2 separate regions of the Homo sapiens genome follow, and region 2 is linked to region 1. The links are chromatin contacts, found by Hi-C in ENCODE. All regions are on one chromosome and are shown on one strand. The core of a region is the stretch at or near the end of the contact, and the rest is flanking DNA. Distances in the headings are between cores, read along the strand shown. Region 1 holds the start of FRMD3-AS1 (FRMD3 antisense RNA 1). Region 2 has its middle 65 kb from the start of FRMD3-AS1.

Evidence for each region. Hi-C counts contacts between places; a loop is a spot of excess contacts on that map. Pooled maps may share reads with other maps.
Region 2: a loop to region 1 is called in a map with no recorded cell type, with 9 times the contacts of the local background. The contact joins the enhancer-like site here to the promoter of FRMD3-AS1 in region 1. A Hi-C loop is called at or near these places in 1 of 168 maps with a recorded cell type or tissue (mammary epithelial cell), 7 of 37 single-sample maps with no recorded cell type and 5 of 50 pooled maps.

What each region holds. Positions count from the first base shown.
Region 1 is chr9:83,217,092-83,221,916 of GRCh38, forward strand. FRMD3-AS1 (FRMD3 antisense RNA 1) reads left to right here and starts at 2,254. Exons shown (of 3, transcript NR_184120.1): 1 at 2,254-2,286. It also overlaps a transcript of RASEF not described here.
Region 2 is chr9:83,152,166-83,156,990 of GRCh38, forward strand. It overlaps a transcript of RASEF not described here. Among named protein-coding and RNA genes, the nearest start is that of FRMD3-AS1, 65 kb to the right of the region's middle. Within about 2 kb of position 2,311, at least 5 of the 41 ENCODE cell types and tissues checked have a DNase peak (open chromatin) inside an H3K27ac peak, as active enhancers do; they include mammary epithelial cell, where a contact is called at or near this core.

The DNA.
Region 1 (4,825 bases), core at 1,004-3,503:
GTTTAATGACTTCCCTATTGGGTTTCAGACTTACATGGTGCCTATAGCCCCTTTGTTTTGGCCAGTTTCTCCCATTTGGAAAGGGGGTATTTATCCGATGCTTTTACCCCCCATTGTATCTAGAAATTAACTAACTTGCTTGTGATTTTACAGGCTCATTGGTGGAAGGGATTTGCCTTGTCTCAGATGAGACTTTGGACTGTGGACTTTTGAGTTAATGCTGAAATGAATTAAGACTTTGGGAGACTGTTGGGAAGGCATGATTGGTTTCAGAATGTGAGGACATGAGATTTGGGAGAAGCCAGGGGCAGAATGATATGGTTTGGCTTTGTCCCCACCCAAATATCATTTTGAATTATAGCTCCCATAATCCCCACGTCATGGGAGGGACCCAGAGGGAGGTAATTGAATCATGGGGGCAGTTTCCCGCATACTGTTCTCATGGTAGTGAATAAGTTTCTCACTACCATGGTTTTATAAAGGCCAGTTCCCTTGCACACACTCTCTTGCCTGCTGCCATGTAAGACATGCCTTTGCTCCTCCTTCGCCTTCCGCCATGATTGTGAGGCCTCCCCAGCCACGTGGAACTGTGAGTCCATTAAACCTATTTTTCTTTATAAATGACCCAGTCTCAGGTATGTCTTTATCAGCAATGTGAGAACAGACTAATACATTCGGTTTCCTCATTCATAAAAATAGAGTTGGGGGGTGGGGAAGTGGGTCTTAAACTTTTCCTATCTCACGGTACAGGAATAAAGGGGGATAAAATATCTTAGGTGTCTGGTCCAGAAAAGGTAATTATAAATGTTACTTATGTTTCCTTCTCCTCCTAATTTATCCAATAAATGCAAAAACTCTGAGGCACTCACTGTCTTTTGCTCTTTATCCATTCATCAAACTTTCCTTGGAGCCTAATTGCATGCCAGATACATAACTTCATAAAACACATGTGGTTGTCTCTGGTCCTGTGGAACTACAGTGACAGGGGAGGGGGCAGAAATGAAACAGCTTACTGATAAATGAGTGAATGAATTTGGCTAGATTAATAGGAGTGGGTGAAAGGTAGCATGAATAAACACTCCATTAGGGAAAAAGAAAATTAAGCTAAATTCAAAGTACCAAGTGTGCACGTGGAAGCCAGATCCTGGGAGTTTCTGAAATTCTCTGCGCCTCCCTTTCCTCTTCTACAAAATGGAGATAGTAATAGATGGTAACTCTTTTGGGTTACTGTGAAAAGTAAAACAACACTCCCCTCCCTCATCCTCACTAACCCAGCATATCAACCAGTTTTCTGAGATGTCTAGATTTCCATTTGGCCTCCAGCCAGCTTGAACAGCCAAACTGCCCCCAAGAAAGCACCCTGAATGTGAGGTCATCCAGGGTCCTAGGACTCCATCATACCCACTCCAAAACTAAAAGCCCACAGACCGTGGGGGTAGGACCTGACTAGCTGAAACATGCTGACCAAGCTACCTGAAGCACCTCTGAGGTATGCCCAGGCCTCAGGGTTGTCAAGCAGAAAAACCAGCACCTCCAGCCAGGTGTGTCTCTCTCATAAAGAAAGCTGAAACAGTTTTCCCTGCTTCTGAGTGGCAAGCTCGCCCCCAGATGTTTCTGAGAGCACCGCCCTTGCATTCCCACCAGGCCACCTGAGAACCTGGCCTCCCACATCTGGATTCGGCTGAAGCAGCAGTGTTTGAGAGAAAGGTGAGACTGGACAGTCAAGAAAGGGACAGAAAGTCGACGGTCTGGGAACTATCCCAGCGTGGACATTTACAGAAGCCACATACCTGTGTGTCCTCACTCCTCACAGGAGGACCGTGCAAAGGCAAATTGCTAGGCAGGTAGACCTCACAGATTCTCTCAGCCGGGCAGTCGGTGAGTCTGTCCAAAGCATTTGAATCTGAAGATAAAATGTTAAGAAGAAAATCCTAGAAAAACATGTCACATATATTCTACCCACCGAACCAAACAAAAACAAAAAAGAAACACTTAATTTTTAATAATGGGCGCAAGAAGTACTCAAAGTAATAAATAATAATAATAATAAAAGTTACTTCTTAGCCTGACTGTCCTGGACGAGAATTCCGTCCCCACTTGCAGGTCGGGCACTGAGTGCCTGGACAGAGAGTTAGGTCCCCCGCTTACCCCGCCCTAAGGCTGCGGAAGGCGGCGCCATCGGTCGCCATGGAAATCGCGGCGGATGGGCGGATCCTGGGCAGGTTGGCTGGGTCGGGCTGCCCGGGCGACGCCGGAGTTGCAGTTGGAGGCTGCGGGAATACAAAGGTAAGAGAGCAACTCCTGGGTTCCCTTGACTCGCAAGGGCTTGACCCCTGCCCGGGTTCTGGGAAAGTGAAGCAGAAAGTCGCCTCCCAGCGCAGAATATTCAAATTTGCCAGATGATCAGAATTACGCTGATTTAAAACCCAAACCCTCCCTAGTTTCCCACTCCTGCCCTGCTAAATCAAAATCTCCCAGCCAGGATCCGGAATCTGGATTTAACCAGGGGCCGTTTATAGAGTTGGGAGATTGGTAGATACGAGGTTCGCCTATTCTTATTTCTCAACGCCATACCACTACCCCGTAATGGTAAAAGAATTTGCACCCCAAAATCCTCCCCAGCGGCTCTGAAATGGAGTGCTTGGAGCTGGAAATGCGGAGCCCATTCCTCTCCTTGCAATACTGAAAGTTGTGAGCTGATTGGAAGCGTCGCTGCTTCTTGTGGGTTTCCCACTGGGGGGCAGCCTCGTCCTTCGCTCCTATTCCTTCCGCAAAGCAGAGCCGACAGTGTGGTTTCTGGCTAATTCCGGCTGCAGCCTGGTTAATAATATAAGCAGCACTTCTAGGAAGCGGAGCTTGGATGCAGAGCAGAGCCTAGGGCTGTAAATGGAAGAAGCTCTCAGCCCCAATTCCTAGTTTACAGTTAGGGTTCAGAACAAAGAATCCACGCTTGTAAAGCAATAATGTTCCCCTTGAGGGGAACATTACACTGCCCTTCAGTTCACGTGTATTATTTCTCAGCCCCCCCGAGCTTTATCTTTCATTGGGCAATCAGGTGGGACTTCAGGATTGATGGAGCCAAGCGTTAGCCTTGGCTGCACACTGAGTAACTATGAGCCTCACCTGACCACCTTCAGGAGGCAGCGTGGTGGTGAGAGAGGACTCGCTTCTGCGCTAATGGGGATCGCCATAGCTTCAATGACTATAAAATCAGGACCTGTCGTATCTGCATAGCCTGTCTTAGAGGTTTACGGGACGCTCAGCTCAATAGAGTGGGATAATCTATGGGTCTCTAGTACCTCATGCATTTACTGTACCTTATTTTGATAACCTGTTTATAGGTCTGACTTCTGTTATTTCATGTATAGGCATTGTCAGCTTAAAATCATGAGATCTTAAATTTGGAGAGGAGACTTTATTTCTTATAACGAGTTGCAGCTTGCAGGGTGGCCATCATGACAGGTAGAAGCTAGCCTCTGGCAGAGACCAATAGCAGGCACTTCAGAGGATAAAAGGGAGAGGTTGAGATTTATGCCCAAGGAAATTAGCTATACATACATATTCAGTAGGTTATAGGAGAATCTTATGAATATTTATGAGTCAATACATATGCACAGAATGAACATGTATGTAACATACAACACATGTTCACTTTGGGGTGGAGACAACATTAAGATACAGTCAAATTTAGGCCACACACATTAAAAGGTGAAGCAGGGACATGAAAGTAATCAACGCTCAGCCTCTATGAATCAGCCAGAACCGGTCTGTGGTCTCTTAGAAGAAAGTTACTGAAATCAGTCTCTTGTCCAGTCAGAGCTGTAGTTATGCCTTGTGGAGCACGAGGTCAGTTAGTCAGTGTTTGGTGGTTAGTGAGCTGCAATTGTTTCAATATTGCTTATCTGGAGACCAGTGCTTGTTTTGCTGATAGAGAAAAAGAAAAACCTTGAGGCAGTTAGAAAATAGTTTATTCTTTAACTGTAGGGGCTGTAGGACTTAACCCTTGCCTACTACCACCTTAGGTCTTGTTTATAATTTGGTATCTTATTACCACAAAGAGTCCATTCTGTCAGCTTATGACCTCTATTTTAGCAACATAAAATAAGAGCAGCTTTTTCTACATCACGTAGAATGCACTTCCTCCAATTCAAACTTCCAAATCATGAATTATTGCTAAAAGGAGGTGAAAGGGCTGAGAAGGTTAGGGCCAAGTGAGCAGACCACAGTATATCCTTTGGGATAATAAATGTCATTTTACATAAGAAAGAGACCCATGGTCAAATAAGTGTGTAAAATACTTGATTAAATGTATTTCTTTACTGCAGGACTTTTTTTCAGAAATTTTAGAAAGCAAATATATATTGTGACTCTTCAAGTTAAAGTTATACTTACAGCATTTCTCACATTTATTTCCTGTGAAACTTTTTTGTACAATGACTTGCAGAGCAACTATTCCACAGAACATACTTTGGAAAACACTAAACTGGAACACCAATGACCTCCCCAAGAGGTCTCCGTAAGGTAGAATGGTAGACAGCTGTTGGACACGTCTGGTTTTTCAAAGTGGCAAAATAGTTTTGGGCTGTCTTCCTCAAGAGGGGGATGGGAGAAGCCTTTTGAAACAGAGTAGATAAAGAATTAATTTGGCAGGGAGGACAAACTTACATTATGTTTCAGATGCTCAACATTATTTAATTCTCAAAATTGCTGTCTCAAATGGATACGGTTATCCCCACTTTACAAGCAACAAAACTGACATTCATGAATTAGTCAAATGCCACCTTCAAGCTCACATAGCCAGGAAGTGATAGCACTGGTATTTGGA
Region 2 (4,825 bases), core at 1,061-3,560, 65 kb before region 1:
ATCAGATGGGACACTAGGCTTGGAATCAATTACCTAAATCTTGACCCTACTCTAGGAAAAACTAAATGTGTGGCCTTAATCAAATAGTTTAACTATTCTGAGGTTGGTCCAAATGGCTTCTTTTAGTTCTAAAATTTTACAGAAAGGATGACCAATTCCTGAATAATTAGTATTTTGCTCTTCATTCATGACAATGAATCACAGATTCAAAGATAAAGAGCTGGAAGGGCCCTTATACACCATCTCTCTTCCTCTAGCCCCTCATTCTAAGGAACCCCAAGTTGAGAAAGAGACCACATCTTGGTGAAGGTGAGTTAGGATTTGATACACATCTTCTCCCTCCCAAGCCTCTGCTTAAGCCTAAAAATCCATTGCCTTAATCCACTGCCTTTCTTCATGCATGGAACTAAAATGAAAATGTTGTATGGGGGTTTTCCAGGCTTCTCTCTTTAAAAATACCAAGTGGTTCCTTCCTTGGAATTTCACATTATGTTCTAACATACTGAAAATGATCAATGAAGGCTACTTGATTCTCTGAATATATATGCGCATGTGCGCACAGACACACATACACACACACACACACACACACACTCAGGAAACTATAACTGAAACCCAACTCATAACCTACTTATTTATTTTCCATTGGTCTTCAGTATTGATAGTGCCAACTGTAACCGAGAGATAACTAGGAAAACTTTAGGCACTGTTGACAAGACTAATCCTTGCTAGCCACAGACACCCCTTCTATGGCAGTTAGTGACTGCACTCAGACCAAAATAAAGCATATCATTGGAGAACTTTGTATGGCAATGTCTTCTACTCTGCCTTAATAAAATACTCTGTGCTGCTTAATTTTGCCATGAAGGACCACTTCGGAAAACTTGTTTTTGCATATATTTCTATATAATATAAAATATAGTAGGAATTAGAAATGTTTGATAAATTTCAACTCAGCCATAATGATTTTAGTTAAGACATAGTTTAGCTGGTCCCATCGATTCTTTCTCTTAAAAGATACATTATTAACATCACCACTTCCCTTATACACCATGTATATTCATATTTTCTCTTTCTCTCTCTTGTTCTCACTCTCAGTTTCACTCTCCCTCTCTTAGTTTAGGACATATTGCTCTCTCCACAAGGCACTTATTAAATGGTATATATCTGATTAAACACACTTTTTCATTTTAATATGTTACTGCTTATATGAAATTTCTTGTTCCTTGCACATTCAAAGGAGCCCACCATTTATATTGCCCAAAACCCTAAAAAATTGTCGCTGAGTTTAAGAAGACCTTCTCTAATGCTATCAAAACTTCAGAAAAGATCTACATCAATAGAAAGTTATCTGAGCCCCTTTTCCTTTGTTTCTCCATCATGGCGACCCTGAGCTGCCTTCTTTCCTTCCTGGAAGTTACAGCATTTCTTCTCCAACCCAGTAATTCAGCTACTTGTCAAAGACTTACAAATGCCACCCCCTGCCAGTAGAGTTCTCATACCAGACCTGTTGCACAAGGCTGTTTAACGCCTCTCTTCTTTGGATGTTCTTTTCTAGTCCTCAGTACCAAGGGAGCCTTAAGAAGGGAAACAAAAAGATAAAACTCCACAAGCTTCGCCTAGCCATATAGTGAGGACTGTGTGGCACGTTCCCTGGCAGCCCATATGATAGGCTCAAGTGTGTCACCTACTGCCATGGAATGTCATCTCACTGAGGTCAGGATATTTCTCCCAGCCATGCTGAGTACCTGACAGTTGTCAAACAACATTTCCACCACCCACTTGACAGGCTGCATGGAATAGTGGAGAATGCATAGCGTATAGCGTCTCAACATCTGGTTGAGCCCTGGTTCTGCTACTAACTGCTGTGTGACCTTTCAGAAGTTGCTTAACTTGTCTGGGCGTTGGCAAATACAGACTCCAGATAGCTGGAAAGTAAAGAGTAAATTAAGATAGCAGACCCAAGTTCTAGTGTACATTCTGCCACTTACCAGGTCTTTGCATCAATGGGGTTCAGATTCCTTAGTTTAAAAATGAGGACAATACCTGCCTGGTTTGTATAGTGTCACTGTCAGGAGGAAAGGACAGAAGCGATGTGGAAAGCCCTGTGAACTACACAGTCTTCTGCAAATTGACTGGCTGGCACCCTCCTTTGGCCTCTTTGCTTTATCTATTTGACCGTAAGGTCTCATTTGAAAGTTCAAACCTTTCTAGAACCCTTTCTTCCCAGCACTGAAAGTACCATCCACAGTCCTTATTTTCAGTCATGTAATTTCAGACAGGCCAGTCACTTCTGAATACTAGATTTCTCTCTGCATGAGTCACAGTGAGAAAACTCACAGCTGGGCAAGAAGCTAGTCTCCTCCCCTTCTCTGCCCTGACCCTGTGTTCCCACTTCCTGAGTGCACCTGATGGCCTTTGAAACACTCAAAAGTCAGGAACTTCTAAAGCACAAAGAGTCAGAGCATGATTTCCACAAGTTCTCTACCTAGGTTGGCCATCTCTCTTTCTACCCCATGGTGATATCCTTGCTCACAATCCAATTTTTCTAAAGCCTGCCTTTTTCTGTCTTTGCATTGGCATACTATTTTCTTCCTGCTTGCTTTTAAAATAAGAATCCTTGCCTCATTGCATTAATAAAGTGTTCTCATGTAGGTGAAATAACTAACACTTTACTGTGGGTTCACAACTATCTAAGGAAATAATGGAGGAAGGTATTTTCACTCCTACTTTAGAATGAAAAAAGGAGGCCCAGAAATTCTGTGTGGCTTGCCCCAAGATCACACCGAAAGGAGGTAGCAAAGTCTAGCCTCATCTACCAGCCTGCTGAGTCAGAGCTAACCTTCTTCCCACCACCTCTTGTGGGTTAGTAAGAAAAACAAGAGGCACAGCCAAGGGAGAACACTTATGTCACCCAGTACAAACAGGCAGCCTGAATCCAGAGGTAAACCAGAAAGGAATAAAAGGCAAAGGCAGCTGAGTCCAAGAACAATGGGCAGCATTTTGGAGCCGTTCAATTCCCAAGTCAGGTTACAGGGCCATAAATACATTTTAAGGCCTTTAGAATACCTGGATGCTCTGTGACCCTTCTTCTATCTGTGTTTGGGTGTATTAGTCCATTTTCATGCTGCTGATGAAGACATACCCAAGACTGGGTAATCTATAAAGAAAAAGAGGTTTAATGGACTCACAGTTCCATGAGGCCAGGGAGGCCTCACAATCATGGCAGAAGGTGAAAGGCATGCCTTACATGGCAGCAGACAAGAGAGAATGAGAACCAAGCAAAATGGATTTCCCCCTATAAAACCATCAGATGTTGTGAGATGTATTCACTACCATGAGAACAGTATGGGGGAAACCGCCCCCATGATTAAATTATCTCCCACCGGGTCCCTCCCACAACACATGGGAATTATGAGAGCTACAGTTCAAGATGAGATTTGGGTGAGGACACAGCCAAACCATATCATTGGGTTCCCTACACTTCCTTCAGACTTCAAAGACAAGGGACTTCTGGTGAAAAATACACAAAGCTTCCTCATTTTCCATTTAGAGCTTGAATGGGTTGAGGTGGAACTATAAAAGTACTAATGAGAATATTCTGGAACAAACAAAACATAATTTTCTCCATTTTATCTGTTCACTGCAACAGTCATACAAGACAGAGCCAAAGTGGTGCTTAGATTCAGCAGTCAACTGCCAGCATGATTTGGTTTCAGAAATTCCAGGACAGCAGTTTGGTGCAATAAAAAGAACACCAGCTCTCAGTCAGCAGACTCAAGTTTCCATCCCAGGATCTGTCACTTAATAGTTATATGGCCCTGGGATTCCTTTACCCTGACTGAAAACATAAGAATAATATCTCTTTTGAAGACTTTATAGACAGCAGATGTCACAAACTTATGGCCCATGCATCATATCTGGTCCAAAGAGATAATTTCCTTGTCTCACACAATTACAAAAATTATTCTAAAAAATTTCTTTAGAAGAGGCCTGCCTTCTTCCATCTGGCACACACATACTCTTCTCTCTGATCTTATATTGACCTGCATCTGGAGTTTGTGTTCCCTCCTCAAGCCCATGGTCATTTAATTTCAACCTCTTCTTCAGGAATTCCACAAAAATGTGAAAGCTCCTAGCAGATAACAAGCACTCAATGAATATTCTGGTTCTCTGAAGTATGAGCACTGTTTGCTACCTGATAAAGGGACACTCTGTAATTGGAGTTCCAGTTCCAGCTTTCAGTCTCTGTTGCTGGTTCCTCATGTTCTTTACCCTACCAGTGGTGGAATGCCCAGGGCATAGATCTTCAACCCCTCTTCTTTCCTAATTACACTCACTCCCTTTAGTGGCCCCATCCAATCTTATGATTTTAAATATGATCAACTTACTGATGACTCCAAAATTTGTAGATCTGGAACAGGCACCTCCCAGGGATTCCACACTCATTTATATAACTGCCTCTTTGACTACCTTCACTTAACTAACAGTGGGATAATCATCCATCCCAGTTTATCCAGAACCTTCCTGGCTTGCACAGAACAATTCTGGGTTGTGCCTATGGTCTCAGCAGCAACCCATCTGATAGTCCTGGATTGCTCATCTTTAATAAAGCATTGTCATTTTTAGTTTAATTATGCTAAGTTGGGATGGGTTAGTGAGACCTCCACTTTGTACTTCATGGTTCTGTCATGATTTTGTCTAGTAATGTGTAAGATGCATGGTGATAAACAGTTTTCACTGTAACACATGGATACATTTTAAATAATTCATCTCTCTTTCCCCAACACTTTCCAGATGAAATATAACTAGTGCTTCTTTCTCA